2 separate regions of the Homo sapiens genome follow, and region 1 is linked to region 2. The links are chromatin contacts, found by Hi-C in ENCODE. All regions are on one chromosome and are shown on one strand. Each heading gives the region's core, a stretch centred on a gene start or an enhancer-like site at or near the end of the contact. The rest is flanking DNA. Distances are from core to core; before and after follow the strand shown. Region 1 overlaps CDKN2B-AS1 (CDKN2B and CDKN2A antisense cis and trans regulatory RNA 1). Region 2 overlaps MTAP (methylthioadenosine phosphorylase).

Region 1 (4,879 bases), core at 1,090-3,589, 260 kb before region 2:
CCTGACATTTTACAAAGCACTTACTTATGCAGTAGCTCACAAGGAAACACACATTAGTATCTCCCATGCTCTCAGCCTCATTTAAAAATCATTTAATCTGATTTGCAAAAACAGCTGACCAGTGTGCTGCAAAGCATAAATCTTGACTCTGGCCCTAGCCTCCATGTAGCAGAAAGCTGCAAAGGCCTCAATAGCTCATGCATCCCACAATGTTCAACTTGCTGTCTGTAAGATACTGGGAAGAACGAGACAAGGAAAGAATAAAATGAAGGCAATCATATTTATGAAACAACTGTAATATAGATCATTATAGTGTATACAATCGTTACAACTCATTGAATCTTCACAACAACCTAAGTGGAAGGTTTATTTCCCATATTTCAGACATAACTTTCTCATAAAGGTTTAATATCAGTGCCCAAGATCACACAGCTACTAACTTCAAACAAGGATTTATATGAAAGTCTAGCTGAACCCAAGCTCAAGTTCATGCTAAAGTTCTATGCCACCTCACTGAAATTTGACAGCCACTGGGTTTGGGATGTTGGTTATTGTTTTAACTTGACTGCTAAGCCTCAAGCCCACTGAAGAACTCTGCTAGATAAATGGTACCAAGAACCTAATGCAGTGAGGGAAAGTATTTTACTACAAACAACTAGCCTATAGATGGCGACAGCTTTCAACCCTTTTGGACCCAGACTGGCACTCATCATGAAAGCTTTAATCCAAAAATGTCACTGTATGTCAAATGCGCCCTGAAATAGCCAGACCTCCCAAGTCTATCAGGTAGTGACTGAGACAGCTATTGAGCAATGATAATTCTTCCACACCTACAGTATAATAGAGAACAAACACTTCTGAAGGATGGTCATTGTTCCATATAATAAATATTGGCAGTGAATAAGCTCATGACCCTTTTTTTCTTCCTTGTTCTTCCTCATTTCTCTTTCACCAACACACTTCTTTGCTCGCCTAACTTGATGAATTATAGCCCCAAGAGCGCATAAGAGTGAAGTCAGCATAATATACATTGCTAAAAAGTTCCGAATCAGTCAAATGGAACTTGACTGCCTCTTCAAAGGAAGTAGCATAAAAAGGAAAGAGCAATGAATTTACTGTGTTTGCCTAACTCCATTAAATTGGAATGCTTGGCCTTGAATAAGCAAAATCATAATTACATGTTAAGATATATCTGTGTTATCTTCATGTCATCTTAATGAATGCTTACTAGATGCCAGACACAGTGTACTATATATTATTGCACTTGGGCCTCACAATAATCCTACAAGACAGGCACAGTTATTACACCCATATTGAATGAGGAAACTGAGGCACAAAATTCTACATAACTTTCCTAATGTAACAGAGCAAAAACAAATGAAAAATGATAGCATAGTGATTCATACTCCAGCAGCCTGACTCCAATGCCTACCTTTTCTTAAAGCAAGATCCCGATTGCCTAAGTACAATGGTCAGATAGGCAGGTATGCACCCCTAAATAAGAACTTTCTTCTTTAATCATTTTCATGATATCTCCCCATCCATTTAACAATCCTATATTCAGCAGTTCGTGTGATGAAAATGGACAAAAGGATTACAGCATGCTACAAAGCAAAGGCCACTGTGAAATTCACATACATGTGAATTTCAGCAGCAGAGTCACTCACCTACTGGATCACAGACCATACTTGCACTGGAATTGCTCTGAGCTAACTTATGGTGAATCTACTTAAGGGATTAAGTTTTATTCTTCTTATTACTTGTACTCCAAGTCTGGACTGTGAGACATAGCTGTTAAAAAACGAAAGGTAAAGGGAAAACCATCAGCCTGTGGAACAGCTGTCACTGATTTGTTGCAGGGAAAAAAGTTCATAAACCTTTTAACTCCACAGAGGTTCTTCTCTCTCCATAAAGTTACCCTTCCCAAAGCCAAGGACTGAGAAGGAATGATGACAGGAAAACAGGTTCCTTGTTGTCTCGAGTGGCTTATTGACATCTTTGAGATTTTTCAGACTAAGTGACACCCATTTAGCTGGCTATGCCCTTCATAGCAATGATTTTCTTCAGGTACTTTCTCCCTGTTGAGAGGGAGTGGAGTGGGGTGGGGCAGGGAACATACCATAATATGAGTCTCTCTCTCTGTGTGTCTCTCTTTCTCTCTCTCTCTCTCTCTCCCCATTTTCACTTTTAGTACATGTTAGCATAAGAGTGAGCCTATTCGCACAGCTAATTGAAGGTGACTATGTGGTGCAACTAAAAGGCAATGTGGAGAGAATGGCTCATGACAAGGGAGCTAGCAGAGCCCCACCCTGGGCAACTCTCTCCTTTGTTAGAAACATCTGCCAAGAAGGCATGTGATCATCTGAAGACAGCACAGTCCTAGGAGTCAGAAAGTCAGGATCCAAGCGCTACCCATCCTGCAGTTTTAGGCAAGTTCCTTTCCCTGCTGAGACTCCAATTGCCTCACTGTTACAGGACGTAAAATCTCATTAGATTGGCAGGAGGAACTAATGAAATCACACACAGGCAGATACATTCTGTAAACTCCAGAGGCCTGTGCCAAATGCTGGTTGTGAGTTTATTTTTCAAAGGTTTGAACTTGCCTCTCACTCTAACCGGGAGCTTGTCCTTGATCCTTGAACCTCTTCCCAGGCCTGGGAGAGGTAAAAACCTGATATTGCCTTGGGTGTGACCCCAGTCAGTCTTGCTAATAAACATTCCTTCCTGTTTCTCCACAGTGACAAAGGAGGAGGGCAGCAAGGTCCGAGGAGAGCGGCAGGGGCCACAGCAAGTGCGGACCTCAGCAGGGGATAGCAAGAGTTTGCTCAAGCTGAGTCAGCCCCCTGTTTTTTCCTATTTAAATGATTCACTTGCTAAGGCAAACCAGTCCGAGATGTATGAATCCTCCTCTCCTCTCCCACGAGCTTCCAAATGAGTTGCTGCTTTTTGTTTTTGTTTTTCCTATTTTCCTTCTCCTTCCTTGGAAACATGATTTCAGGGTTTTCAATTTCAGGTTAAGATTCCCCCCCAACCCTTCATTTAAGTGCCCTGGGAGGAGGGGTTGTCATATCAAAGAAACACTATGCTGATATTCTTTACTTTGAATCTATTTAAATGGCCATGTTAAATAGTTGTTTATATTCCTTAAGCTTCCTTATTGATTTTGCACACAAGTAGGTTAAATTAAAAATAAACAAAATTTCATAGCATATAATAAACTGAGAAGTCTGAGCTCTTTAGAAATTAAGCTCTAAATATGTGAATTTTCTATATCTTAAAAGGTTTATTATAGTAAACACCCAAGACATTTTCCAAGTCTTTTGAATGGGAATTTCTTCTGCATGCATAAGATGCATAACATTTTTCTTCATAATAAAATAACAGCTTTTTGTTCATTATTAGAAGTCATTCCCCTTACATTCTTTCAACACTCCCAGCTTCCATTTGATCTTCCTCCCATATTTATGTGAGGTCAAGTTTACTTGAGGCCTTTCTTCCATGTTCTGCTTAATCTTCATGTACATCTGTAGTCATAATATTCCTTTTAGCCAAGTTATTCAGGAAGAATGGTTTTACTATTTGGTTACATCTGGACAGTTATGACATTCTCCAGTTTAAAACTCCCCAGTAACATCTCACTGTCATTAGAATGGTAACCAAATGTCTTTCCATGACCTATAGGACCTTTTATGGCCTCAGCACTGCCTATTTCTCCAATCAGCCTCCCTTTCATCCCCTGTGGTCCCACATTGGCTTTGTCTCTGTCCCTCCAATGGGCCAAGTTGTCTCAAGTTCTCTGTATTTGCCATTGCTGTTTCCCTCATTTTCATCTCACTGTCTCCTTCTCCTCATTTAGGTCTTGGGTCAAATGTCACCTCCTCAGAGAGGCTATCCCTGTCTTCCACATCAAGCAGGCTATATTTTCCTTCCTGCTCGATTTTCATCCCAGTAGTTATAGCACTATCTGAATACTTTTATTTGTTTTCTTATTTACTAGTTTGTATGTACATTCATACTCTGTTGGGTCTGTTATGCATTGTGAGGGAAAGGCTTTATCTGTTAATTAATGTATCACAGTTTCCAGAACAGTTGTGGCACATAAGACCATTCAGTAAATACTAGTTGAAGAAATAAACCCTGGCTCATCTCCATACCTACTCAAACTTATATCCGTTTGATATACACCGTTTGAGTATATCAAACAGATATACATATCATGGGGAGTACAGACTACCTTGTGTCTCATCACACATTGCATAATCTAGTCCAAATTATCAATTATAAAAGTATCCTCAGATGTTTGTCAAAACAGTAAGAAGTTGATCATGTCCAATGTCATTTGATCCAATTTTGGAAAGAGATAAAGAAGCTAAGAGAATGTTGAGCATACACTCTAATTTATTGGGCAGCTCTTTTCATACTTTTTCAACAAGACATAACTAATAGCTGAAAATAGTAAATAATCATGCTTAGCTGAAGGGATCCGAACAGGAGTAAAAAATGGTCCCAAGGGCTAAGTATCTTTGAGTTCTCATGATTCACTTATAAAATTCAGATGAATATGAATTTTTCATCCTAATTCATTACATATCTCAGTTTTATTTAATATAAAAGAAAATTTCCCCAAATTGTTACATATAAAATATGTCCTCCAGCACAATATGCCCTGTTTACCCTAGAAAACCACCAATAATCCCCAAGTCCATGTGATCCAAGCTGATAATCACATAGAAATGATTCTGGAAGAACCTTAATGGGAGCACAGGTCCCACCCACCCCTTGCTACCCCATGTACTTGTTCCCATCTTCACCCAAGAGAGGAAACACTCTGGAACTAGGGCAGCTTAAGTGAAGCAGAGTGAAAAGGAATGTGAAGTTT
Region 2 (4,484 bases), core at 532-3,031:
AGAAAGCCACAGGCAGGAAGCAAACCGCTCTCAGGGTGTGGCAGGGGCTGGAGTTTCCTATTAATTGGAAGCAGCTTCTTGACATTACGAGGCTGAGTTGTTCCTTAGGTTACCAAAGCTGCCAAATAAGATATTATGTTGTGACTTAATGTAATAATTTGCGAATCTCTTACATAAAAGGCATCCTAGTACTAAGCAAACAGTTTATTACACTGAAGAGTCATCATAAGGAATTCATGAAAAACAAAGAACCTGTGTTCATCTATGACCCAAAACACTGTACACATTAGATAGTAAAACAAACTCTCTAAAACGGTGGTACAATATTAGGCCTCTTTGGAGATGTCACTTACCCTAAATGTGCTCAGAAAGTCACCCCTAAATGTTTTCCTTACTTCAAAAGTGACTGCAGTTTTGTCGTCCCTTTATCTTAAAATGAGATAAATGACAGGACGAACGATCTAGTTTATTCAAGTAACACAAGGAATAAAAAGAGAAAGAGGTGAAAATTAGATTAAAAGAGACAAGAGGTAATCATTAAAATACAACATATGGATTGTAAGGGATTCTGATTTGATCAAATTGTTAAAAATTATGAGACTGAAGGAAAAAGGAATAGTCTGAATATTTGATTATATTAAGAAATTAATATCATTATTTTTGTACAATGATGGCATGGTTATAACTTAATTTTAAAAAGACCTTTTAGGAAAATATTTACTTCACAATGAGGGCAGGGGAGAAATAGGTAGGGACATACCTATCACACAAGATTGGCCATGGCTAATTGTGGAACCTAAGTGATGGGTACCTGGAATTCATTATATTCCACCCTGTACTTACACAGATGTTTAAAGTTTTGTTTTGTTTTGTTTTGGAAGCTGACCTCATTGTTCCAGTGTCCTCAAATTCCAGCTGGATCCTGCTGCCTTCCCTGCCTGAACCCCTCACTGTCCTTCCATCTGAAACCCTTACCATGGTCTGTATGGCCTGGCCCTACTGTATTGCATCCCTCCTCTCTCTCCCTTCTCCCCAGTCTCCCTCCTTTCCACTCTACTCAATCATGCCCTTCTTGCCCATCACACTTAAAACAGGAAGGCTTCTCATACTTCAAATATTTGGTCTGGTCAACTCTATTCAGTTGACCTAGTGTACCCTTGTACCTCACCATTCTATTTCTTTATAACCGTTAGCTTTCTTATATTGGTTTGCTTAACTTCTATCTCCATCCGACAGAATGTCGGCTCCTTAAGGACTTCTCTGTTTGTTGTCACATTTCTATGCTGAACAGAGTATCCAGCCACGGTACGTTAAATAGATGGATGTGAACATACAGCCCTCTCATGAGGAAAGGGTTAATAGATTTTTTTCCTTCTTGAAAACAAAAAACAGTAGCATAGCAGCAGAAATTGGCAATCAAAATACACCTTTATCCTGAAAATAAGGCCCAAGTCTTAGTATGATTCTCAACACATCTACCTGCCTACAATGTACTATTTTCACTACTGATCCTTGGGTAAAAGTGTCTCTTTCTTTCCTTTGATCTTTGTTCTTACCTTCCAATGGAACTACAGAAAATATTAACAACTTCAAAACCTTGTAGAAAGGCACTTTCTGAAACTAACGTAATAGAAACAAACAGTTAAGACACCCTATTGGCACCCAGAAACCCATGCTATATGTGCTTAGAAAAGAATTCCACCTACTGCTTCCTCGTGCTCCTTCCAGCAGTCATAATCTGTCGCCATGGCGATACTTGCGTAACAAATTCCAGCCTCCTTAGCAAGAACCACCTCTGGAACTGTGGTCATGTTGATAACATCCGCCCCCCAGGTGCGGAACATGAAGCTTTCTGCCCGGGAGCTAAAACGAGGTCCCTCGATTGTGACCATTGTCCCCTTTGAGTGGCACCGGAGTCCTAGCTTCTTAGCAGTCTCTATAAGAACCTAGAAAAGAAAAACCAGAAACTTCAAAACATACTAGCACATGCACAACTTAAGGCTGCACTTCCCCCCAATGTTTACCAAGTTGATTTCTTAAAGATGATTTGTCACTATAATAAATGCCTACTATCTGCCAGGCTCTCAGAAAAAACCTAGAGGACCACAGAAGGGTGTTTCCTGGACCCTTTCTCATTCACATAATCCTGTTTCCCCAGCCCTTTGCATGTAGAAACTAATAGCTACACAAGCAAGCACTGAGCTCTTTCTACTCGCCAGGCATTTGTTTATATGCTTTAATCTCATTTGCTTCTTAACAACTTTAAGAGACTAAGCTGGTTTGAGAATACAGACTGGAGTCTTAACTTTTAACCTCGCAGGCTAAGCTAAGGTGCCTCTCGTCGCTTATCTTCTCAAACAGGTGTGTTGAGTTCTATTTCCAGGCTTCTGAAAAGTTAATTCTCATTACTTTTAAAAATACAGAATCTGAAGACTTCTGTAAAAGCTTTTGCTGGTTAGAAAGTGATTTCTCTTTTGCCTATTGCCTTTCCACAGAGTTGTGCTGATTGTTTTTCTGTTCACAGGGATAAACATCTTGGAATTCCTTTAGTGGCAAGGCTAGGCATGGATTTTTAGAAACATCATTGAAAAGTTCGATCCTTTTCTCCAGTGTTTTATTTAATACTGCACATCTAATCTTCAAGTTATTAATTACCTTCATTTTTTCTTAGCTTATTCAATATTCCCTTTTAATTAAAAAAAAGTCTTTTCAACTTAACTGTTAACTTACTGAAGCACTGTTGAAAAATCATCTCTGTATGCCTTAGTTTTCTCAAGTGTAAATTGAGAATAATGATATCGCATAATTCAATTGTATGAGGAAGATTAAATGAACTAAGGTATATACAAGCATAGAAGCATGCCAGGTGCGCTGTAAACACTGTATGCACTAAGCTGGTCTTCTAACAATCATTAATACTGGCAGCTTCTACACATATTTGGCTAACCTTCCTGGGATACTATATAAATAAAGTGGAGTGACTCAAAGTCAAAGTCTCCAATCTGGGCAAAGTCTCACCTGCACATGTGTTCATCACATAAACAAATTAACCTATTTCCTTAAAAAATAACTTACACTATGCCACTGCAATGGGAAACAGAATTTTCACAAGAGTCTTGGCAACTCAAAATTTAGCAAGCTATGGACAATGAACAGTTGATGCTACATCATGTTTATCTTATAAATGCTGAAAATAAAATTATGCTTAATTAACACTTTTCCCTAAAAAGTATATGTTATAAATGCAAAAGCCTAAATCTCTACCCCACCCCCTTTTCCCCCCTAAAGTTAAGACATAACAAGCCCACTCCCGCTGGTTCAATAATGTCTTTAAAGATCCTGAATAACTGAACCATATGCTTGGCTAAAGTTCACAGTGCTTCTAGAGATGAATGGCTCTTGACAAGTCCTCACTGTCACTCTGGCACTTTGGGAGATAGGTACCATGCTTATGAGGAGGAGGAAGAAATGGAGGCTATGAATATATGTCAGCCACCTGAACCAGCATTTTGCATTCCTTCAAGAACAGCTAACACTATCTTAAGGCAGCAAAAAATATCAAATACAGGGTCAAGGTCCAGGTCTGAGTTTAAGATGATTTCATTTTCTTACCTCGTGTAATCACTGAACTACTAAACAGACGGATGTGGTAGTGAAAGTACCACAACCCTCACCAAGGAACTAGCAATATTAGATCACCAGCCTAAACAGATTTAATGTCAGGACTTTCATATTAACTCCTAAAATGAATAGAAGTAACACTGCTTTTGGAACACGTATTTGTACATGGTACAAAACTTAAATAGTACAAGGAAAACCACTGTCCCTTCCCAAGGGAAACCATTATTACCAGGCTTTTTTTTTTTTTTCATTTCAATAGTTTTTGGGGAGCAAGTGGTTTATTGTGATGTATATAAGTTCTTTAGTAGTGATTTCTGGGATTCTGATGCACCTGTCACCCAAGAAATGTACACTATACCCAATGTGTAGTCTTTTATCCCTGATTCTCCTCTCCCACTTCCCCCAGAGGCCCCAAAGTCCATTACATCATTTTTTTTTTTTTTTTTGAGATGGAGTCTCACTCTGTCGCCCACGCTGGAATGCATTAGTGCGATCTTGGCTCACTGCAACCTCTGCCTCACGGGTTCAAGCAGTTCTCTGGCTCAGCCTCCTGATTAGCTGGGATTACAGGCACCCGCCACCACGGCCAGCTAATTCTTTTCTTTGTATTTTAGTAGAGACCCCTTTCACCATCTTGGCCAGGCTGGTCTTGAACTCCTGACCTTGTGATCCACCCACCTCGGCCTCCCAAAGTGCTGGGATTATAGGCATGAGCCACTGCGCCCGGCCCTATTATATCATTCTTATGCCTTTGCATCCCCATAGCTTAGCTCCCACTTACAAATGAGGACATAACGATATTTAGTTTTCCATTCCCGAGTTACTTCACTGAGAATAATGGTCTCCAACTCCATCCAGGTTGC

What was found. A loop is a pair of places that touch in the nucleus more often than their neighbours do. Pooled maps may share reads with other maps.
Region 1: a map of IMR-90 shows a loop between it and region 2 (4-fold over the local background). The contact joins two enhancer-like sites. A Hi-C loop is called at or near these places in 1 of 168 maps with a recorded cell type or tissue (IMR-90), 3 of 37 single-sample maps with no recorded cell type and 6 of 50 pooled maps.

The regions. Positions count from the first base shown.
Region 1 is chr9:22,115,556-22,120,434 of GRCh38, reverse strand. CDKN2B-AS1 (CDKN2B and CDKN2A antisense cis and trans regulatory RNA 1) reads right to left here. Exons shown (of 19, transcript NR_003529.4): 17 at 1,668-1,791; 18 at 25-235. Among named protein-coding and RNA genes, the nearest start is that of CDKN2B, 110 kb to the right of the region's middle. RefSeq lists enhancers at 1,806-2,451, 1,924-3,123. Within about 2 kb of position 2,339, at least 8 of the 41 ENCODE cell types and tissues checked have a DNase peak (open chromatin) inside an H3K27ac peak, as active enhancers do.
Region 2 is chr9:21,852,093-21,856,576 of GRCh38, reverse strand. MTAP (methylthioadenosine phosphorylase) reads right to left here. Exons shown (of 8, transcript NM_002451.4): 6 at 1,707-1,946. Among named protein-coding and RNA genes, the nearest start is that of MTAP, 52 kb to the right of the region's middle. Within about 2 kb of position 1,781, at least 4 of the 41 ENCODE cell types and tissues checked have a DNase peak (open chromatin) inside an H3K27ac peak, as active enhancers do.